Regions from separate parts of the Mus musculus genome. Here all the other regions are linked to region 3. A link is a loop called in an ENCODE intact Hi-C map of the cell type or tissue named here. Cell type or tissue: gastrocnemius. All regions are shown on one strand.

Region 1 (8,000 bases), 750 kb before region 3:
TGGACAGTAACTTGAGGGCTGAAAATGTAGGGACTCTACTCCCAGAAGATAAATCCCTGTTGACTGCGGTGAAAGCCTCTTTTCACAGGTCCTCTGGGCCACCTCTCACAGCATTCCACACATCTCAGAACACAAAACTCACCCAGGACCTCAGCAAAAAGTAAACACAACACGCATGTCTTATGAGGGGAAACTGAGGCACAGTATTTAGAGGGGTGTTAATACCCGGACTGGATGAAGAAACAGTTCTTCACTCCAAACTCTGGTTCTCCTCTTTCTTTCATTGCTGCCAGAATTATTAAATCTATTGTCATGACAAACATGGATCGACCACGATCTGTGTGCTGACCATCGGGACTAAGATGTGTCCTGTCTGCTGTAGCATTCAGTTCATCTAGCAGCAAAGAAAGATGATTTGAATCTGTTTTGTGGATCCAGAAGTCAAATTACAACTGTGTATATAATTATATTACAAAGGAAATGGCATGTTTATTAGCTTTTCTAGAAGTTTTACTCTGCTTTTTGTGTGACGAAGAACCCAACTCCCTCTCCCTTTCCCTCCCCCTCCCCTCTCTTTCCTTCTCCCCTTCTCCTTCCCTTCCCCACTCTCTCCTTCTGTGAGTGTGTGTGTGTGTGTGTGTGTGTGTGTACATATGTGACAATATATGCAATCAGGCCCATATAAAGGTGTTACAGACAACAGTGGACCCCATATATTGCTTAGTGATAGTGACGGATGAGCTTGCATGAATATTGTCTGAATCTCTCTCTCTCTCTCTCTCTCTCTCTCTCTCTCTCTCTCTCTCTCTCTCTCCTCTCTCTCTCTCTCTCTCTCTCTCTCTGTGTGTTTACAATTGACCAAGTTATGAACCATAACTTTTCATCAAAAGCATATATATTGACTCATTTAATTGTTCGTATGAAGGTATGCTCTGTGGCTGTTCTCCCATGAACATTTTACAGAAGAAATACTGAGTCCCAAGAGGCATCACTACTCCTCTGGTCCCTTCAATGAAAAGAGCAGAGCACAGTCTGGCCTCACTGTGGGGCTCTTTGCCATTGCTAGACCGACTGTACTCAGAAGACACAGGAAAACAGTGAAGCAGGCACAAACTTCCACTCTTCCAGATCCCTCTGGGCTCCAGCAGAGTAGGACTGAGTCTCTAGCATCTCAAGGAACAGGAGGCATAGATATCTTTACATAGCATCCTATGACTCACAGAATAGGGAAGAGATGACCAGTGTTGGTGAGGGAGTGGAAAAAGAGAATCCTTGTACACGATTGAGTGGACAGTGCACTGGTTTGGTTTAATGGGACCCAGTATGTCATTGCCCCTCATATTAAATTAGAACAGCATGTGACCCAGCTATACCACCTAAAGTTATACATTCAAAGAACATGAAATCAGTATCTTAAAAGCACACCAGAACTTCCTTGTTTACTGTGGAGAAATCTCCATAGGTATATGAGTAGATACAGAAAATGGTGTGTGTGTGTGTGTGTGTGTGTGTGTGTGTGTGTGTGTGTAAATGGAATATCATCCAGCCATGGTAGGTGACTTTCTATTTGCTGCAATATGAATGGGGGCCTTTGCGAAGGAAAATCAGCTCATCGTAGGAAAACAAATACTTCGGGGCCTTTCTTATACAAGGAGTCCAGAAAGTCAAATTCACAGGGGCAGAGAATGGCTCTTTCCAGGTGCTGGGGGCAGAGAAATCAGGAGATATTGGTCAAATGGTACAAAGTTTAAGTTGTATGATAAATAAGCTCTGGAGATCTAACATGAAAAAAAAATAATACAGTGTATACTTGAAGTTGATGAGAGACATTTTGTATCCTACACACACACACACACACACACACACACACACACACACGCACACGCACACGCACATGGACCCACACATATATCTGTATATATGCATGTTCACAGATGTAGACATGCATACATGTACATACATGTACATACATCTGCATGTGCACACACACAGTGGTAACCATATGAAGCAATGGATGAATTCATTAACCTGACTGTGGTAATCATTTCACAATGCAGATGTATATAGAATGATTATTGTTAAATACATACATATACGTGTTTTGTTTCTTAACTATACCTCAACTAAGCTGGAGAATTTTAAAAAGAAATTAATGCAATAGCATACCCATGACTTCCATCTTCTGGCTCCATTTTCTTCTTTGGAAGCTTCTGGTGATGTGTATTTGTGGTTTCGCTATTGCTTGTTTTGTGCTGCCCTCATAGAATGTAATCACCTCAGAGTAGCCCAGTGTTGCCCCCTCTCATGCCCAGGGTATGGACTGCATGGGTGCTGAATGCATGCTGGGATGCTGGGGAGCCTGAGTGTCTGGGGAGGGCACTGTGACAGACAAAAAAGTTTAGCTTGGGCTCCTGCTGACACTGGTGCTGCCTGACCTGCAAGCGACTCTCAGGCAATTAGTAAGCAATCAGCAACAAAGGATAATGGGAACTGAGAGGATGGGGCTGTTAATTGTGCTCAGTGTAGGGGAGAAGGGCAGGTCTCATTGTCCAGACCAGGACCATTCAGAGAGGCCCTTTGGTTGTAACACCTGGAGAGACAGGTGAGGTCTCATGGGAGACCTGGCCTTTTCTTGGCACTTCTGATATTACAAGAAAACAGACACCAGTGTCAATGCAAGAGTTTCAATACACCAGGAAAATGCTGGGCTCGAGGAGAAAGGGCTGCTTCGGGCAAAGCTTAGGGGACAGGGCTGGAAAGCAGTTCTCATCGCTGTGGGGGGGGGGGGTCCCTGTAAAGAGAAATGATTCTTGTGGGGCAGGAAGGAAATCTAGTTCAATATGACCTAGTTAGCTGGTGTTGGTTCAAACTTCTAGATCTGATTCCGGTCCGTTTATATTTTTAGGCATTTAAGAACAGTAGTAGTATTTTTGGAAAAGATTTTCTGGTAACATTGATCTCAATGCCATCCATGTGTGCAGTAGAGCTTAAGGTAGTTTAAGGGCCTGGGGGGAGAATCAGGTGTGGCTTCTGACATGTCCCCAAGGGATGGTTTCAATTCAGTGAGAGACAATGCTTAAGCTAAAGGTCTAGAGAGGAAGGGTCTGGGACAAACTATAGTCTGGTGGACTCAGGCGTGCCTGGCCCTACAGATAGCACAAATCACTAGGCTGTTAATTGCATTCACTCCCAGCTCTCTGGGTGGAAAGCAGGTATACACATCCCTTTCATTGACAAGGTACGTCTCCATGTGTAGCATTCTTGGTTTCCCTAGGGCACGAGAACCTTGTGCCCCCTATACATGGTGGGTAGGAGGAATGCATTTTTGAATAGAGACTCCAAAGTTCCAGTAGTCAGGAGTAAGAAGTTTTCTTTCTAGACTTTTCTCCCTTCTCTCTACAGTTCTACTCTAAAGTAGGGAAAAAAAATGTGACCTTCCTCATGGTGCCTTGGTGAGAGTGGGAGGAGGCAGCTTCCTTGAGGACCACATCCGTCATGTAAGCGCCTATGCTAAGAGAGCATCTGTTGTCACCACTCAAAGGGATGCAGACAAGTGACCTGCGCTTTAAAGTCATGAAAACCCCAGTGTGAGAAACTAAAGAGCCAGTCAGGCTTGAGAGCCAGTGCTGTCGATCAGGTGGCCCTCTTGCTGCCCCCATGTGACAGATGGATTGAGATCAAGACCCAGGGGCCAGCATGGAGGCAGCTGGATGTGAATCCTGGCTCCATCATTCACTAGCAGTGCATGCACATGTGCTTATGTGTGCATGTGCGTTCAGGCAGGCATGTGTCCATGTGCCTTGCAATTATGTATGTATATTGTCTGTGACCTACGGAACTCTGGAATTGAGTTATCCCTGACATAAGCCAGAAATAAGGGGCTGGTTTCGGGGATAAGTTCCTCAGCCAAAGGAGAGACACACTTAAAAAACCTGTTGATAACTAGGGTGCTTTGCAGTCACAAAGCGTTTGAGCACTCCTGTCTGTGCCTTTGTTATACTGATATCCAAACAGTTCACCATATAAAGAATATTTAGAGCGGCACCTGCATTTTTCTGCATTGCTGATGTGGGAATTGTAGAGCTTGGGCAGCTTGGATCCACAAAAACCAGGCTCTGACTTCATTTGATGAGCACAGTTGGGGAAGTTTTAGGGAAATCCTTGCTGAGACGCCTGCTTAGAGCTCCAGGGAGCATTTCCTCGACTTGGCCACTAGATGGCAGTAGTGCTCTTTCTCATCCCACTTGAGCCAGTAGATGGCGGAACCTTACCTTGGGCTGTACCCATTACTTCCTTCTGTCCTTCCTCACAGCAACCTCGGGATTAAAGGACAAACTCCATCTCAAATGTAACCCCAGTACCTAGCACATGGTAATGCTTCAGAAAACATCAGCTGCCCTTCCTTTTGTTACCGTTTCCATTTTCGCAGAGAAGGGAGTGGACACAGAGTCACCGATCTTCTGGCGCTAGGCTGGGGCTGCTTGCAAATTCAACATTGGGCCCTCCGGCCTCCTTTCAGGGTTAATAGCCACTGCCTTGGCTCACTAAAAAGAACCCTGCCATGTCTATCTGCTCCTAAGATTCTAGCCCTGTCTTAGTCCCCGTTTGATCTTAAGCCAATTATTTTGACTCTCAGATTTTTAAATCCTTGCTTTTTCATCTGTATAATAGAGGCTGTAATATCTTCCTTACCTAAGGAAGGACTGCAGAAACAGAAACTAGGTCAGAGTAGAGACTGTGAATGGTGGTTGCTATTGTTAAAACCTTGTATGTTAATATAACCAGAGACCTACCATTTTTTTTGATCTTCCCTTCAACCTTTCCACAGCCACTCAGCCCTCATGGCTCTTTCCCTCAAAGGACCTAGAGTTCACACTTTCCTGGTCTCTGTTCATACACAGAGGCACTTGGACCCAGTACATCTCTTATAAGGCTCGAGGATTTGGATAGTGTCATCTTCTCTTTGCTGTGATCGCTCTCTAGGAAGGACACCATCATTGCAGACACAAAACTCACGTACCTTGCCCTTCCCCATGGTGTTACTTTGGAAAGCAAGCTCCAAGTGACCTGACTCTGTCAAATTGACTTTGAGATCAAAAGGTTTTTATAGGGGATGCCCAAGGTACTGAGGAGGGAGTCACGAGCTACAGAGTTGGTGTCTGAAGACTCATCTTTCTCTTCTTAACTTCTGTCTAATTTATATTTGGGGCTATGTATCATTTGTTTTGCTGCTAAAGAAAATCTTTGTTGACGCTACTATAAAGGGTGGGCAGGGGATGAATTTGAGACAGTTCGTGAAAACTTTCAGGCGTGAGATGGAGCTGGGTGTGGGCTCTGCTTCAGTCAGAGTTCCAAAGGTCTAATATTCCAGGGTGCAGAATTTGCCTTTGTCCTGTGCTCAGTGGACAGGGAAAGAGTCCTTTAGTTGCAGTAAAGGACTGGGTAGAAGACCCTCCTCGTTCCTTAATCTCTGAGACAGAGGGTCCCAAAGAACAGCCTAGGCCAAGGTTCAGTCTAAGTCTGGTGGCCTCTTTGGGTTGTGTTTTAAAATCAGTTTCCCAAGAAACTGGAAATGGAATTTAAGAGCTATGCAGAGCCTTGTTTACTGTCACCATCAACATGACTGATCAGGGCTCAGAGAGGCTGCTAGCCATGTGTCCTACAGCCTGCACTCAGAACTTGTCCTTTTCTGTGTTACAGTGCCCTGGTTCCCAAGGACCATTCAGGAGCTGGACAGATTCGCCAATCAGATTCTCAGCTATGGAGCCGAACTGGATGCAGACCACCCAGTGAGTCCAGGACTCTGAAGAGTCTTCCACCCTTCTCTCCACCTTCTCTCCATCTTCTCTTCCTCTCCCCTCCTCCCACACCTTCAGCTTGGAGCAATGTGTTTGTTTATTCAGTTACAAGAATGCTACTGAGCTCCTGCAGAAGCCAGGACTGGGAAAGCAAAGATTAACGAGACCTCACTGTCGTCATTGCTTCGGTCATTGCTGTTAGAGTGACTGTGAACCGCTGCCCAGAAAATGCTATCCCTATACAGTCGTGTGTATTTACTTTTCTGCCTTTGTACGTTTTATGGGCATTTAAATCAAGCACAGCCAGGGGACAGGGAGAGAGGTGACATTGTACCTTCAGAGAGCCGAGAAGAAGGTTCTAGTCAGATGAGGGAAGTGGGGGCAGTGGGGGTGGTTGGGTATTTGGCTGAGAGACTCACATCTGCTTTGAAGAGTTAGGCCAGTGGTGAAGGTGGGTGGGTGGTACCTTGGGTATGACATCATCGAGAGAGCCAGCTGACACAGGGGTTGGGTCAGACTTTCAAAAGTCTTATACACCAGAGTGAGTGGTGGCGAAGTTCACTGTGCCCTGAGTCCTGTGGCAGAGGGCATGGATTTTTGCTGTTTTGTTTCGTCTTTTAATGGGTTCTCACTAGAAGAATGGATCAGGATTGGTGTGTGTGTGTGTGTGTGTGTGTGAAAGAGAGAGAGACACACACACACACACACACACACACACAGAGAGAGAGAGAGAGAGAGAGAGAGAGAGAGAGAGAGAGAGAGAGGATCTTCTTATTCCTTGTTCTTGGGGCCAATGGTCCTTGGAAGTGAACAGCTTAGGCCAAGCTCAGGGCGGTCTAGTAGCTTCTGTGGGTGGGCAGTGTGTTATTATGACCTTAGGTTCTCCGCTCTCTGCCAGGCAGTGGACTCTCTGGCCTTTAATAAGCTGTTTTTATGAACAAGGTTTTAGTGTAGCTGGTGCTAGGGTATGTCTGCGTCTATTCAGCGTCTCTTCACTACCTTGTGAGGTCCAACAGCTAACAGGAGGCTTGCTCTTCCCAGAGGCAGTTTCCCATAAGCAGGTTGACTCTGTCTGGGAGAGTCGCCCTATACTCAAGTTCCCATGTATGCACATATGCATGTCTACCTGGTGCTGTCACTTACCAGGTATTGCCAGCCACAAACCCATCTTCACTGTTTCACCGAGTGTCAGTCTCTGCCTCACATCTTTGTAAAGACTCACAATGGCTTTCCTGAACCTTAGTTGTGATGTTAGAATAAATTATCTTACAATAAGGATGGAAGTGTTTGTAGGCATCCTATGTAAGCCTGGCATACATTGTCTCACAGGCATGGTGGTGAGCACTGGTGAGACTCAGGCAGGAGGCTCCTGAATTCTAAGACAGCCTGGGCTATGTAGTAAGACTCTAAAGCCAAACCAAACCAAAGCAAAGCAAAGCAAAGCAGACCAAACCAGAGCAGACCAAAACTAGGTCAAACCAAATGAAATTGAACCAAACTGAAAACAATTTGAAAATACCAGCTCGGGGGAGACAGATTCTCTGCTTTCTTCCTGTATATGACACAGCCCATGTTATGGAGCCTAGAGGTGGCAAAGGCCACACTTCAGACATTATTTAACAAGCCTCTGTCTTTGCCTCTCAGCTGGGGGCCCTGCAAGCAAAAACAGCTCTAGAGATTTCTTCCCCCAGGAAAGCAAGTCTGACCTGACTCAACCTGCAGGGTGCACACATCAGGACTTCTCTCACCAGTCGCCAGCATCCTGCCTTGACCCTCTGTTCTTCCCATTGGCCTCAATCCTAAACATTTGGGTGGGTGGGAGAGGCCAGTCCAGAGAGAGAGGGACATGTCCTTCCCATTAGTCTTGTGTCCCCTCAGAAGCCAAAGCTGGCCTTAAAATTCCGCGGAATTCATTCCCCTCTGCCAACCCGGGCTACATCTTTGGCTTCCCACCCTCTCCATGTCATGAATTTTATCATAAAAACACAGCGTATCAGGTACACAGTCCCCCTGTAGAGGAGGCGCCAGGGTCTTTCTGTTCCCTCCATCTTTCATCAGATGCTGGGAACAGGGGCCAAGCAGAGAGCAACATCGAGGGTGTTTCCCTGAAGCTGCAGGCCCCACAGGCCTGGCCTCAAGGTGTGAACTGCAAGCAGACACCAGCCTAGCTTAGAAGGGGATGTTCTTCTTCAAGGACCCTCT
Region 2 (8,000 bases), 140 kb before region 3:
TAAAGCCTGTCAGGTTCTCAGTGCAGCCTATGGTCCCTCTGGTTTAACGGTACTGTGAACATAAAGTCACTGAATGCACCTTGAATTCTTTCTGTTTTTACTGTTCTTTTAAAACCATACTTAGTAATGTACATACATCTATACAGCTTCTAGCTATTTAGTGCCTCACATTGACAGTAAATCCATAGCTATTCCTTGCATCTTTTTCTCTTTATACAATTTACTCTTCTGGTTATTTGCTTCGTTTTTCCAGACAGGGTTTCTCAGTGTAGCCTTGGCTGTCCTGGAACTCACTCTTCAGACCAGGATGTCCTGGAACTCAGAGATCTGCCTGCCTCTGCCTCCTGAATGCTGGGATTAAAGTTGTGCACCACCATGCCCAGCTTATAATTAAAGATATAGTGACAGTTATAGGCTATTATGTCTGTGTATTACCTGCTAAATTTTTCTTGTGAGGGACATGAAAGGTTTGTAGGCATAAAAGCCAAGGGCCCTGAGGACTTAGTAACCCGTTTGAATAGAAGCCTAAATAATAAACTGACTATTTAAAGCAATTAAAACTATTTTTGGTGACTCAGTTCTATAAAATTATGATTTTTCTAGTAAGAAGTATTTAGAATAATGACACCTGAAAGAGGAAGAAATGTGTGTCCCTGCAAAACCCAGGAGGAAGCTGGGTCTGGCAGGCCACAGCCAAGGCACACAGCATCGCTGGCTGCTCTCAGAAGGGCTTTTTCCCTTTTTTTTTTTTTTTTTTTTTTTTTTTTTGCTTGGTTTACTTTGTTTATATTTGCTTCTTTACTTTAACTTTTTTTAATTGAAAAAAATATTTATCTTAATATACAATCTATTCTGACTGGGGTTTCCCCTTCACCCAGCTCCTCAGAGCTCCTTCCTCACCCACCTAAACTAACTCCCTTTCTTGCTCTCTCAATAGAAACAAACAGGCATTAACAATAATAGTAAAACGATAACAATCCTGAATAGGACAAGTCAGAGAAAGAAACAGAAAGGGAAAATAAGAGTTGAAAAAAAAAAAAAAAAACAAAGAAACATATATAAACAGACATACACATTAGCACACACAGGATGAATCCCATGAAAACCCAAAACTAGAAACATTAATATAGAAGCAAAAAGCCTGTTTAATAATGTAATATATGTTTATTATATAATTTATATTTGTATATATTTTATTACATATTTAATATATATTATATAATTATATATTTTAAATTTATAAATATGTAATAAATATTTTTTAATAATTAATTTGTGTGTGTATATATGTATATAATGCTTAAACAAAACATGACCAGAAGGGGGGGGAGGGGGGGTGGTGTGTGGGCCGGGAGCCGACTTCCAAAAACACCATTGAGTTGTTTTGTGCTAGCATCTGCTGCTGGGCCTGGGACCTGCCTTTGATTTGTATGCATAGTGAGAGCACTCCTTTGGATAAAGGTATTCCTTTGTGAGCAGTTACCAGCTGGAGAGAACTCTTGGGTTGGGTAAGGAGGATTGTGTTCATTTCCCCTCTTAGTTCTGAGGCTCCTACTGGCTTACAGCTATAGCTATGCACGCCTTGCGCATGCTGCTCACACAGTCGCTGTGTTCATATGGGTGTCAGTCCTGTTGTGTCTAGAAGGCTCCTTTCCTTGGTGTCTTCCTCCCTGAGCTCTGAGGGGAGAGATTTGAGGGAGACATCCCATTTAGGGTTGTGTATTCCTAGCTGTCTCACTCTGCATATTATCTAGCTGTGGGTCTCTGTATTTGTTCCCATCTGCTGCAGGAGCAAGCTTTCTGATGACTAACCAAAGCATTCATCTATGAGTATAGCAGAATGCCATTGGTCATTTTATTGCTACATTCCTTTGGCAAACAGCAGTATTTGATTTTCCGCTGGGTACATGGACTATTTTGTCTCATGTTTTAGGCTCCCTGAGCAGTGTCAGGTGCGGGTCTCGTCTTTTGAAGTGTTCCTTAAATCCAGTTAGTGATTGGCTGCTCACACAACTTTTCTTCCTCTGTTGCACATTGTATCTTGAAGACAGAGCACCATTGTAGATTGAAAGGTTTGTAGTTGGATTGGTGTTAGCCTTTCTCCTCTGATAGTACGCAGAGTTCTTTACAGTTCCAGGAAGGGGGACAACCAGCTTGACTTATCCATCGTCAGTGAGTGTTGTCATCAGCAACAAAGCCTCCCATCAGCTTTTAGAAACTTCCCAGGATCAGCCTCAGCATGGAGACGGGGAGTAAGAAGGGGTCTAAGGGTGGTGAAAAGAACAACTTGAAGTCAAATGTGGATACGAGCTGACGTCTTTGTTCTGCTTGATACAACTTTTCAAATCTGCTTCTCTCTGTCCTTTGCTTTCTCTCTGGAGACTTCTCTATATATATTCAGTTTGCTTGCTATTCTAAGAGATCTCTCTGTCCATGCTGCAGGCTTGTGAGTGTGTGTGTGTCTATGTGTTTATCTCTGTGTCTGTGTGTCTATGTATATCTGTTCTCCAAGCAGTTCTCTTTTTTTGTAAAGATTTATTTATTTTATGTATATGAGTTCACTGTAAATGTTTACAGACACACCAGAAGAGGGCATCAGATCCCATTACAGATGGTTGTGAGCCACCATGTGGTTGCTGAGAATTGAACTCAGGACCTCTGGAAGAACAACAGTCAGTGCTCTTACCCACTGAGCCATCTCTCCAGCCCAGCAGCAATTCTCTTTATCCTAAAAAATTCTCTAGATAGCTCATCTCCTGCAGAACACAGGTCCAGTATTATATTTTCCATATCAATCCAGGCATTTACTCCAGGTTTCCTTTAGATTATTTTATGAATCAGCATCCACTGACCTTTGATTCTTAGGAGACAGCAAGTGTACATTTTTTTTTTAACATTGCAAAAGAATTCAGAGATCTGTCTGCCTTTGTTAAGCACAGATCTCTTTGTATGCTAGTTGGGTAGAACCTTGACCTGAAATTACCATTTCTGCCACACTTAGGTTTAGCCTTGTTGTGTCTCAGACTGACCTTGAACTCAAGAATCTGCCTGCCTTTTTATCTTTCTGACAAGGTGGTTCATAGTGTAGCTGCCTTTGTTCCTTTAGATTCATGAAGCCCCTCATAATTCATATTGCATCCTTATATTTTGCATAGTTGAGAAATGTGTGTGTGTGTGTGTGTGTGTGTGTGTGTGTGTGTGTGTGTGTATGTGTGTATACATGTATTTAGAGCTTTTTTCCATAGCCTTAGGGGCTGTCCTGAAGGTCCTAATGTTTGTTGAGATATTAGCCACACCTTCAACTCCTGCCGCTAGTGCATCTTAGATTATCATAGAGTCATTAATGTTAACAAAGAGGTCATTTCTCAGAGAAATGTGAAAAATATGTACATTATGCAAACAAGCCTTACACCCACTGGGTTATTGGGGGGTTTCTTTGGGCCTGTTTGGCCAACAACTCAATTAGGAATAGCCCATTCCTGGCCCTGGAGGTGCCCTCAGGTGGCAGAAGATGTCTAGACAGACCTTTATCTCCTCCATTCTTGGGTACAGTGGTTCAATGCCACAATCGAGGTGGCGATGCCTTAACCACATGCGTGTTGTTTAGCCCAGAGGCCTCTTCCTCCCTGTGAAGGATGAGCTGACCTTTCTACAGTTCATTTGTTTTTCTTACATTAGACTTAAGAAGGTGTTTTGTTGTTTTGTTTTAAGGGGTATTTTTTTATGTTCTGTTTTTGTAGACTTGTTAAATTTTCCCAAAATTATGAGAATTGATAAATTTGTATCTAGTAAAAGAAATTTAAAGACCTCTCACACTTTATTACCACCATCTTGTGGAAGAAAAAGATTCTTAAAAGATAGAACAAACTTGAATCCAAGTCCTTTAAATAAACTGAACTTTACAAAACTTATGACAAAAAAATTAAAACCTAGGTATGGCATATGCCTATATTGGTCAATTGGGAGACTGGGGTTGAAACCTCCAAGAGCTACTTGAGTACCAGGCTAGCTAGCCAAGACAACGAACATACCAAGTCCTTTCTCAGCAAAGGAGAAAGAAGACCTCATTGTACCTGAATGCCCCACATTGTGGACATTGGAAGACCTCTGCAGCCATTGCTCTCAAGAGCAAAGCTATTTCTTCAGTCACATACTTAACTGGTTTTCATTGGTTTATTTTAAATATTTCTTTTAAGTTTTTTACTTATGTGTAATTATATGTCCACATATATGTGGATACCCGTGGAGGGCAGGAGAGGCTGTCAGATCCCCTGAAGCTCAGGTGACAGGTGATTGTGAGCAGCCCAACCTGAGGGCTAGAGACGAAACTCTGGTCCTGTGCATGAGCAGTAAGCGCTCTCGCTGGGGAACTGCCTCTGCAGCCTTTGTCTACGTGGTTAATGGGTTAAGCTTATGATTTTATAAATTCATCAATAAAGAAAATCCTATTCCTAGTCAGTGGCAAATCACAGATGTTCTTGAATATTAGAAACAGTGTCATTCTGTAAGAACAATTCGGATCAACAGATATTTATTAAGCATGTTACTATATACAATACTTAGTACTTTGGGGGATACAAAAGAAGTAGACTCAGTGTTCACTATAATTACAAAAGCTGTCAGAAGGAAACTCTCCCCACCCCCTCAAGCCTTAAAAATATTGGATGAAGTTTTACAATGAGGGAAAAATTTACTTCTGCAAACCAGGATACTCTTAGTTTAAGACCAATGTATATGAGACATGTAATATACCGTCCATACACTCTATAAAATATGAAATATTATAGATTGTATGTTCTGGTTAGGAATGGGAGAAGGACAGGATGCAAATTTTTTCTTAAAGAGATAAGACTCATTTTAAATTTTATATATTTTTTTAACTTTGGTATATGTGGGGTGAGGTAGTTGTGAATGTGAGTGCAGTACCTGCAGAGTCCAGAAGGTGGCATTAGATTCCTGGAACTGCAGTTCTAGGGACTTGTGAACCACCACTTGATATGGGTGCTGAGAACTGAGCTCAGGTCCTCTACAGGAGGACCTCTCTCCTCTGGGCCATCTCTAGCCCCTTTATGGTTGTTGTTTGCTTTGGGGTTTTTGGTTGGTTGGGGTTTTTTTGTTTTTTCACGTGTGACCGTGTAACTGGCTAGGAATACTAACTGATGATGTAAACTATTCACAAGTGTAGTTTTTCAAAAGAATGTTCCAAGAAAAAAGAATATCTCACTTCTGTGTATCACATGCTAGCAAGTTCTTGCCAGTCTGTCTGTTTACATACATCTGAAAGACTCTTAGGATCTGGCATTAAGATGGAGTTTCTCTCCTCCTTCTCCAGTTGGAGCCATAAGATATGTGAGATATTTTTAAATATCCCTGATGGAAGTGGTAAAGTGGAAACTGTGATCTTTCTGAAGATAGGCCAGTGCAGCATTTCTTTAAGAATAATTAGCATTAAATACCACATACCCAGCCCCTGAATAATTCCAAGCACAGAATGAAATCAGAATAATGTATTATTCACTATTATGTAATGGCCTCATGATTCAGGAAACACACCACAAACTGGATCACATTTGCATACCTTTATTAACTCAGTGAGCAAATTAATGCTAATGAAAGAGAAAACAAGCATAGATAATTCTTGGCTTTAATTCTTATTACTCTGTGATTAGAAACCCATTTCTTTCATCATTAATATTGCTAATATATTAAAGTTATTGCTACTGCTTGCTAAGTAGACTTCAGTATTTAAAAAAAGATAATACTCAGTTCCAGTGCTAACTTCAGAGTATATTTGAAAATCTGACATATATTGACATACCCTTTGCAAACTTCTTGCTTCAGATTATCATTACATTTAATTATCTCTACTTTTAAGGCTGTCAAAGTTTTCTACAATCTAAGCTATAGAAACTAACTGTAAACTACTGACAATATGTGTCTTCAAGATTTTATAAGTTTAATTCCCAGGTTTGGGCTTTCTATTAGAAAGCTCCGCCTCTGAACTTGGCCCTGAGGTGCCACTACCATCTCCTATGTCAATGCTAAGTCCTTTCAACTCACTCTCCTTTCCTAATGTGTCCTCAGTAAAGAATAGTCCACTGCTTTCTGTAATCAGCTAGCATCAGAAGGGAAGTCCTCGTTTTGCTATCACAGCAAAGTCACTGAAAACTGTATTGTCAACACCAGGGCGTTGTGAACGTGCCTTCTCTGCCTTACAGCTACAGCTCTGCACTCTCCCTTCTGTTCTCCCGTACTTAGTTAATCAGCACTCCAGTTCATGTGATCTAGTTGTGTCTTTTAGAAGTACTGTGGTTTGTATTTTGGCTTTACCCATTACAGAGTGCCAAATGGATACAGATGTGTCGCTTAATGTCATCCATTCCTTCTTTTGTCTGTTGTTTAAAAACATTTGCTAGCAGAAATGTCCTTCTGCAGCACACTTTCTAGCAGACAATGAGCTGCCAACTCAAATAGACAGTAAACAAATAAAAAGAACAGTGTATTACGCAGGAAATTCCCTCTTGAGTTCTCAAACAGTGTCGGCCACCAATTGTCAATTGAAATAACCCTTGAAAATATCTATGGTATCTCCTATGCCAACACACACTTTGTGGGATCTTTTAATTAATTAATTATATGACAATTACATTTTAATACTATATGGTAAGGAAGTTAATATTCTGCTGAAAAGCACTCAGCCTGAAATGATTTCAGCAAGACCCTATAAAATTAAAGTAAGTATAATTCATAAATTTAGATGAAGTTTTGATTCCTCCATGTTACAGCTAAATCTTCAGGATGGTATTGGTGTGGGAATTCCTTGTTTTAATTTATGGATTAAAGGTGTTGAAGTGGGAATCCCTTGTTATAATTCATGCTGGGTGAGAGCTGCTGTTGCCTTTTCTTTGACAATGGCACTGTGTTATCCCGTTCTCTGATGCCTTCAGTTCATTACAGATAGGCTTCTTTAAGACCTTAAAACCTTTCCCTCTAAAGCTAATTGCAAGCATTTACATATGTACACATGTCCATTTCATAAAACTCTTGGCTTTTTGCCCCAGTAATTGAACCTGATAGTTTTAGCCTATACTTTACAAACTGCCTGTTTCTTCCCACGCATTTGATCATGTGTACTAACAGCTCTGTTTTTGTTTGTTTGTTTGCTTGTTTGTTTTCCCTTTGAGGTGCTGGGGCTCTGACCCAAGCCCTTAGACATGGTAGATAAGTACTCTGCCACAGAGGGGGAGTTCCCTGACTACAGGGTTCTCAGTCTCTACCACGGTTTTTGGGGTTTTTTTTTTTAATATTATTAACACATTTGTTGGCAAATAAATTTGGAATTATTAATATCTGAATTTCTAGTTCTCAATGTCTTTTTTTTATAAGAAACCCTCCTATCTGACATGAACTAGACCAGTAGGTTTTTTTTTGTTTTGTTTTGTTTTTTTTAGAAAAGTAGAAAGCTATAAAACCATCTGAAACATGCTCACCACCTTATTTTAATGCCCAGTATGTATATGGAAATTCATTTGCCAAGGTTTTGATAGTAGGGCAAAGCTTCTTTTCTTAGCTTATTAATCCATTGATAACCATTAGAGCATTCGTGCTCTTACGTACACTTTCTCATATTCTCTCTGTCTCTCGCCCTCATTTTATACCACTACCATAATAAAATTACAGTATAAGCCAGGCAGTGGTGATGTATGCCTTTAATCCTAGCACTTGGGAGGTAGAGGCAGGCAGATTTCTGAGTTTGAAGCCAGCCTGGTCTATAGAGTGAGTTCCAGAACAGCCAGGGCTATACAGAGAAACCCTGTCTCAAATTAAATAAATAAATAAATAAATAAATAAATAAATAAATAAATATTGCAGTATAAACAGCATAGTTAACAAACAGTTGAGAGGAAGTTAATATCTGATTAATTTTTCTCACGTACCTAATTTAGGGTGTTTTTTTTTTAAGTTTTAGTTAATTGCCATCAACTTAATTTCATTTACAT
Region 3 (8,000 bases):
AGAGCAGAGAGAAAGAGAGAGACAGAGACAGAGAGAAGGATCAGTGGTGTGTGCATGTGACAGTTTTGCCAGGAAAGTTTGACAGAGACAGGTTGCAGAGAGAGCAAGCTAGGCACAGGTTAACAGAGAATGAGCCAGTGAACGAGGAGCCAGAGGATTAGAACACATTGCCAAAGTAGGATGAATCTGGGACAAGCAAGTCAGTGAGAAGCCAAGGAAACCTAGATTGGATTAGTCAGCTTGGAAGATTAGATTGTGCAGCCTAGGCCTAGGGATAGTTAGAACAGAGAAAGAAATAATGCTCTGGTCTCGGCCCAAACCATTCATTAGCACAGCTTGGGTGTGGTTCTCATCTCATGCCATCATCTGAGGAAGTAAAAGTGATGTTTATAGATTTCAAGGCATGTCCCCAACTTCCTTGGCTAGGAGATGAGCTGAAAGATAGGTGCAATATATGGGCTTAGAAAATATTCATCATTCAACTGGGTACCTGGTAAATATGAGCCACCGTGTGAGTGCTGTGAACCAAACCCAGGTCGTCTGCAAGAACAGGGAGTGCTCACACACACACACACACACACACACACACACACCCTCTTGTTATCCTCCCCCTTTCATCAAGAAAAATCCTCTCATTTCTAACTGGCCACAGGCCATGCAGAATAATGTCTGTATTGATCTTTGCTACTGTAATCAATGGGTTCATTGGGAATCAATGGGTGTTGTGTAGGGCTACATGTAGGACTAGACACTAGTAACAAACCAACATATATCTGTCCCTTTCTCTCCTGTCCCTTTTTCACCCTTACTTCTTGGGCTATAAGGATGGTGGATGAGGCTCTATAATCTACTTTCATGTATATATGGGACAGAGCAGGTACCTTGAGTGTGGTAGAACCCCTCGTCCTGAACTGTTCACCTCTATACTCTGTATAAAGAAGAAACAGCCATGCTGGGTTTGACCCTGTCTCAGATAAATGAGATCTTACAGATATAGTGCTCAGGTGTGTGGATTCTGTAGTTAGACTGTCGTAGATTCCACAACTTAGAAGCTCATGGGCTTGGTGACCTTGCCTCACTTCTCCCCTTCTGTAAAGTGGGAGTGCTAAAGACAGCACGATTACCTTCTATGATGACTAGCAATGAGCTAAAGCATAGAATCCTTAAGATATATAAAGCTCAGTATGTAGTGGGTACTCAATACATGTGGACTTTCTTAACAGCATTTATTTAATATATAAAGATATTCCCCAATGGTGCAAGATAAAAGGCTATTCTCCAAAGTCTGATACTTTTTTTAAACTGCTCCAGTAATAGCGATAGTTATAATAGTAATATCCTTTAAAAAATTGAGCTGGAGATATAACTTAGTGCCAGAGCATGTGCTCAGCATGCACAAGGGCTGTACTGGTTGGTCTTTTTGTCAACTTGACATAGGCTAGAAGCATCTGAGGAGAGGGGGGATCTCGGTTAAGAAAGTTCCTCCATCCGATTGGCCAGTGGACAAGCCTTTGGGGCACATCTTTGATGGATGACTGAAATGAATCACTGTGAGAGGTGCTACCTCTGGGCAGGTGTGTCCTAGGTTATATAAGAGTACAGGCTAGACCAGGTGGTGACTCACGAGCCCTCCTAGTACTCCGGAGGCAGAGACAGGTGGATCTCTATGAGTTTGAGACCAGCCCGCTCTACAGAGCTAGTTTCATGACATTCAGGCTATGCAGAGAAACCCTGTCTTGAAACAGACAAACAAACAAACAAAAGATGCAGGCTAAGCAAGTCCTGGGGTGTGGGGGGGAGATATGGCTTCTGCTACAGTTCCTGCCTCCAGGCCCCTTCCTGGGTTTTCTACGCCGAGTTCCCTAGTGTCAGGACACATAAGCTGAAATATACCTTTCCTACCCAAATTGGTTTTGACCAGGCCTTTACACAGCCATAGAAAGCAAACCAGGACAGGGCCATAGGTTTATTCCCTTGTTACCAGTAAATAAATGCAATTTTTTATGTAGCATTTAGTAACTTTACCTGATTAGTTAAGCATTATTATTGTTGCTGCTTTGAAGCCGAGTCCTATTATACAGTTCAGGCTGGCTGGGAACATGCTATGTAGCCCAGAACATGAACTCATAATCCTTCTGCCTCTCAAGCATTAGGCTTACAGGCACATACCACCATGCCTGGAGAGTTAGGTATTATTACTTTTATTTCATGGAGGAGAAAATTGATACTCAGGGAAGTCAAGCCAAGGATTACACAGTTGCTAGGAGACATTGTTGATATTTAAACACAGATCTTTGGCTTCCAAGTCCCCTACATTTGCCACAAGCTTTCATTTGTTCTTCCATGCAAACCACTGCACCATTGGCTGTATCTCCTTACGTCCTGTCATCCGTGTGCGCATTTGTTCTAAAGGACTAGATTTTTCTATTAGGAAAGAGACATAGAAAATGTGCAAGTCTCTACGTAAGAAATGGTGTTTTCTCATTCCTGGCAAAGCCCTGGCAGGATGAGGCCCTTCGTGTGTTTACATAAAATGTTAGTCCTAGAAAATGCTTTAGAAAGCAGACCCAGCTGAGGCTTGGCTGGAGTGTGAGAGGGGAAGAGGAGCCTTTCTCCATCTTGATTGCTGTCTGTCTAGGTCCCCAGGCTTGATTGGGACTGGTATCCAGGCTAAGCCTGAAAGGGGCTCAAACAAGCCTAGCATCTGGGGTGGGGCCCAGCTTGAAGACAGCGCATGTGTTTTGAATTGGCAATTCTTTTAACAGAAGCAATTTGGAACCCAGTCAGGGAAGCTGCTGCTGGGACTGTTACAGCCATTTTCCGTGTCCCCTGAGGGCAGTGCCTCTGAAGGGACTGCAGTTAGATCCTAGGGAGAACTTGACATTCACAAGTGACTTTGAGAACTTTGCTATTAGTGAAGGCTCTGAAGAAAGACGAGGGCATCGCGCACAAGTGTGTGCTGTGTTACCTGCGGTTGGAACCAGAAAGTGAAAATAGGACCCCTTGATATAATAATAGTTCCCAGCAATGACTCCATCATTTGACAACCTAGTCCAAATCTGAGCTTACGGGTTCAGTAACTGGGGCCAAGTTTCTACTCCACTGTGGTTCTCGGTTTCCTCACCCAGAGCGGAGCGACTGAGGTTGAAGTAAAATATACCCCACTTTATGGAAGGTGTTCGGCGGATACTCATTTCATCTTTTTCTTATGAAGCTTTTCCTAGTCTGTGACTCTATGATTCAGCACTTCCTGGAATTCTAAGGCACCAGTAACTTTCCAAGAGTGTAAACTGTCTCCTCTGTCACGTCCAAGTTCTTCCCAGCATCCCTGCGAGAGGAGCGGGGTAGTGACTGGTCAGAGATCCTCAACTGAGCTCGGTGTTCCGCGTCGGCTTCCTCTTCTGCTCCCATTCGGACAAAGATGAAATTGTCCAAACAAGTTGTTTCACAGGGTAGTGGAGCCCTGGTGGGTGTGATGTGATGCTTCACACCCCTCGCTGCTGGTGAAGATTAACATCTGGAATCTCTGGAACACCCAGGACTAGGTCGATTGTAGTACTGGGAGGTTGCACCCTGTTTAAGAACAGGAGTCAGAACCTCGAGCACTGGAAGGGCTGGTACTGAGCAGCCTCACTTGAGAGCCTTGGTCACTTTCTATATACAAAGAAATGATGCTGTTAACTGAATGTTGAAAATCCTCTAAACTCAAAAGTTCTCTGAACCAGCCATGTACAGACTATCTCTGTGGGAACATAGCCTCTGCCTCTGCCTGTGGGCTACCGTCCAATTCCCATTTATACTTTCTTCTGAGGGCAAGCTTTTAAAAGGCTTTTGTGAAGGAGTCTTCCTAAATGGAACCCTTACATTCAGGGAGTATTGGTTGGGAAGACAGGACATACACAGAAAGAAACCAATAGCCTGCTAAGTATTTCCGAAGGACTTGAATGTTAACTCAGTGGTAGAGACTTTGCCTGTATACACAAGACCCTGAGTTAAGTCCCTAGCACCCAAAAGGGGGAAAGTCACTCCATGAGTTAATTGTGTTTAAGTTGGGCTGCCTTCATTAATATGTGCCACATGACAAAGATGATAAAAAGATATGTATGTCCATTTTGCACCAAAGCCCCTTATAGCCTGCCAGATCATTAAAAGCAGCAAAGTTATAGAACATTAAGGGTTTTTTTTAATTTAAACAAATGTATATTCTAAAGACATCTGTCTCTCCCCTGTATGGATAGCAATATGTAGCCCAGGCTAGACTTGAATTCCCCATCTTCCTGCCTTAGCCTTCTGACTGCCAGGTTTAGAGTCGTGCATACCACACCCTGCGCCCTCCTTTTTAATTTATAATAAAAGAATTTATAAAGAAAAAAATAAGGCCTTCCATGGTCAACCACAGCTGGCTCAAAGTGAGCACAAGCCACTGATATGTAGATGAAAAGTCTTGCTTTATGGGATTCCACCCCCCACCTGATCTCTGAGGATAAGGGCAAAAGATTTCTTTTCTGAATTCTGTCCCTTTCTTCCACCACCACCACCACCACCACCACCCATCCAGAAGAAACAGAAATCCAAAAGGGATAGGAGCAAGTTCTCAGTAGCTTTCCATTCAGTTGAGAAAGGATCTGCTCAAGTGCCCCTGGTTGCCACAGCTCCAGCCTGGCCCTTCCTTGCCAAGTCTGGAGTGTGGCAGTCATTATGACAGTCCACTAGCGCCCCCTGTGGTCCATTTCAGGAAACTAGCCATGACCTGTAAATTTGCCGAACCTTTAAACCTTTCTAACAAATCTCAGGATTTCATAATCATAGTTGCAGCTTTGATCCCTGAGGAACAACTGGAAGCCACGTCCCGTGGTTATCTCCTGAGCATACAGGATACTGGAAAGTGCCTCTTCAAAAGCACCCAGCCACATAAAAAAGACAAAGTGTGGAATTAGTTATGAGCATTATTATGTAAGGCAAAGGGGTTGGGAAATGCTGGGTTAAGTAGGATTCAATAAATATTAAATATGAAGGTTCTTTTCTGCTCTTCTTCAGAGCGTCTGACGTGTAGTTTATATCTCTCAAGGGGAAATGATATTTCTCCCATTGCCAGAAGGAAGTGTAAAGAAATTGTCACTCCGGTTTGTAAATGAAGTCCCAGGAAGGTGACAGAGTTCCCTTGGAGGTGGGGGTCATCACTAACACACACACACACACACACACACACACACACACACAGAGGGGGTGAGGAAAAAAGAGGGAGAAGGAGAGGAAGGAGAGGAGGGAGAGAGGGAGAAGAGTGTTCATGCTGCTATAGAACATGGTTGTTTGTAGAACAGAAAATGGCGTTACTTTCAACCAGCTGTGTTGGGGAATCAAGTAGACCCTTTTCATGTTCAGTTTGGTCCACCTCTTCAGGGAGAATTGTTCCCAGTTCTCTGTTCTGAAAACCAAAAAACCTCTTTTGTTGTATGCAATTCTCTGTTCAATAAATACTTATTAAACATCAACTGGATACACAAGCAAAATAACACATGGTCCAAGAAGAGCAAAGATTGGATGGATGAGATCTCTGCTCTGTGCTGGCTGTGTTCGTGGACAAGCTGTTTATCCCCCTTAAGAGGCCAATGGGACTGATGATAGCAGCTCCTTTGATAAAATATGTTGAGGATTTAATCCCACAGTGCTCAAACTGTGGGTCTCAACCCTCTCTTTTTTTATTAGATATTTTCTTCATTTACATTTCAAATGCTATCCTGAAAGTCCCCTGTACCCTCCCCCAGCCCTGTTACCCTACCCACCCACTATTGCTTCCTGGTCCTGGCGTTCCCCTGTACTGGGGCATATGATCTTCGAAAGACCAAGGGCCTCTCCTCCCATTGATGGCCGACTAGGCCATCCTCTGCTACATATGCAACTAGAGACACAGTTCTGGTGGGTACTGGTTACTTCATATTGTTGACCCAAAGATTTATTTATTGTATATGTATGAGTACACTGTAGTTGTCTTCAGACATATCAAATCCCATTACACAGGGTTGTGAGCCACCATGTGGTTGTTGGGAATTGAACTCAGGACCTCTGGGAGAGTAGTTGGGGCTCTTAACCACTGACCCATCTCTCCAGTCCTCAACCCTTTCATCTCAGCTATCCTGCATATCACATATTTGCATTATGCTTCGTAACAGTAGCAAAATTACAGTTACAAAGTAGCAATGAGGATAATTTTATGGTTGAGGGTCACCACAGCATGAGGAACTGTATTAAAGGATCACAGCATTGGGAAGGTGAGAGCCCCTACTTTAATAAGGTAATACCCACAGAATGGCTAGCACAAGGCTAGCATATAAAGGAAACTCAGTAACTATTTATTTACTTCAGTTATTGTTGTTGTTGTTGTTGTTGAGATAATTCAGGCATGGCGCCTGCCCTCAAGGACTTGATAGTCCCTTGAGAGACAGATGACAAGGACATTTGACATAGCAATATGAAGGAATGGGTCAGAGAGAGCAATGCCACTTGCCCACACCAGCCTGCTCTTAGTGACTAGCTCAAGTGCCATTTAAATTTCATTCTTGTGGCTGCAGAGATGGCTCAGTGATTAGGAGCACTGGCTGCTCAATTCCCAGCAACCACATGGTGGCTCACAACCACCTGTAATAGGATCTGATGCCCTCTACTGGCACATACATGTACATGCAGATAGAGTGCTTATATACATAAAATAAATTAATCGAATAAATATTAAAAAGTAAACTGCATTCTTTTCTCAATTTTTATCGGCATATACTAGTAGCACATAATGGGTTTCATCGTACATCTCATAGTGCACATGACATAATCCACTCATATTCTTCTCCCATCACCTTCCTTCACCCCACTTCTGTTCCACTTATACCCTTTTCATCTTCTCCATTATCTTTCACTTTCTTTCTGCTTTCTCTTCCTTCTTCCTTCATGCATTGGCTAGTTTTATGTCAAGTTGATATAAGCTGGAGTCGTCTAAGAGGAGGGAACCTCAACCGAACATTTACCTCTATAATACTGGACTCTAGGCAAGGCTGTAGAGCATGTTCTTAATTAGAGATTATGGGGGAGGGCCCTGCCCATAGTGGGAGGAGCCATCCTTGGGCTGGTGGTCCTGGGTCTATAAGAAAGCAGGCTGAGCAAGCCATGGGAAGCAAGCCAGTAAGCAGCACTCTCCATGGCCTCTGCATCAGCTCCTGCCTCCAGGTTGCTGCACTGCTGGAGTTCCTGTCCTGACTTCCTCCAAGGATGAACAAATGATGCGAAGTGTAAGGCAACTAAACCCTTTCCTTCCCAACTTGCTTTTCAGCCATAGTGTTTCACTGCAGCAGCAATAAATACCTTAGTAAAACACTTTCTTTCCATCTTTCCCTCCTTTCTTTCTTTTATCCGACAAGGTCCCCTGTGTAGCCCATGCTGGCCTTGAACTCTTGAACTTCCTGCTTCAGCCTCTCAGATGCTACACACACCATGGTGCGTAGCATGGTTTAAATCCTTATACCTATAATTCCAGCACTTGGGAGGCCAACACAAAATGGTCACCAATTCAAGGCCACCCTAAATTGCAAATCAAGGCCTTGCCTAAAAACAAACAAACAAACGCATGCAGTGGTGCGTTCTTCAATCCCTGCATTCAAGACACAGAAGCCACCAGATCTCTGCCAGTTCCAGACTAGCAAGCCACAGCTACTTAGAGACACCCTGTACCAAAAACAAAGCAAAACACCCCATCCCCAACCCTCAGGGATGCAGCTCGGTGGTAGAGAATTTATGTGGAATACATACAGCTTTAGGTTCAATCCCCAGCAAAACAGAGAGTCAGCAAAAGGACAAAGCTTTGACAGCAGTAAAGAGAAAGAATGGCAAATATGTAAATAAATACACGCCAGTGACATTTGTCACGGGAGAGTGGGGTAGAGGTATGTGGTTATGTGGTATGTGTTTGTCGTTCTTAGAACAGTGATTAAATGATTAGATCAATAGATTCTGAA

What was found. A loop is a pair of places that touch in the nucleus more often than their neighbours do. Peaks named below come from ENCODE experiments on the same cell type or tissue, not always from the same donor. Only the 100,000 strongest peaks of a DNase experiment are listed, where the experiment ranks them.
Region 1: a loop joins it to region 3, with 4 times the contacts of the local background. A loop is called at or near these places in 14 of 42 quality-filtered maps.
Region 2: a loop joins it to region 3, with 2.4 times the contacts of the local background. A loop is called at or near these places in 8 of 42 quality-filtered maps.

Annotation. Positions count from the first base shown.
Region 1 is chr10:87,548,646-87,556,645 of GRCm38, forward strand. Pah (phenylalanine hydroxylase) reads left to right here. Exons shown (of 13, transcript NM_008777.3): 4 at 5,701-5,789. Among named protein-coding and RNA genes, the nearest start is that of Pah, 31 kb to the left of the region's middle. In gastrocnemius, a CTCF peak has its summit at 4,210 (motif pointing right); a DNase peak (open chromatin) is centred at 4,218; H3K4me3 peaks cover 278 bases.
Region 2 is chr10:88,161,416-88,169,415 of GRCm38, forward strand. The region is part of intron 5 of Nup37 (nucleoporin 37); the gene reads left to right. It also overlaps the pseudogene Gm26357. Among named protein-coding and RNA genes, the nearest start is that of Nup37, 18 kb to the left of the region's middle. In gastrocnemius, a CTCF peak has its summit at 4,933 (motif pointing right); a DNase peak (open chromatin) is centred at 4,963.
Region 3 is chr10:88,299,801-88,307,800 of GRCm38, forward strand. It overlaps a transcript of Washc3 not described here. Among named protein-coding and RNA genes, the nearest start is that of Gm51779, 33 kb to the right of the region's middle. In gastrocnemius, CTCF peaks have their summits at 4,732 and 6,663 (motif pointing left); a DNase peak (open chromatin) is centred at 4,706; H3K4me3 peaks cover 515 bases; H3K27ac peaks cover 1,852 bases.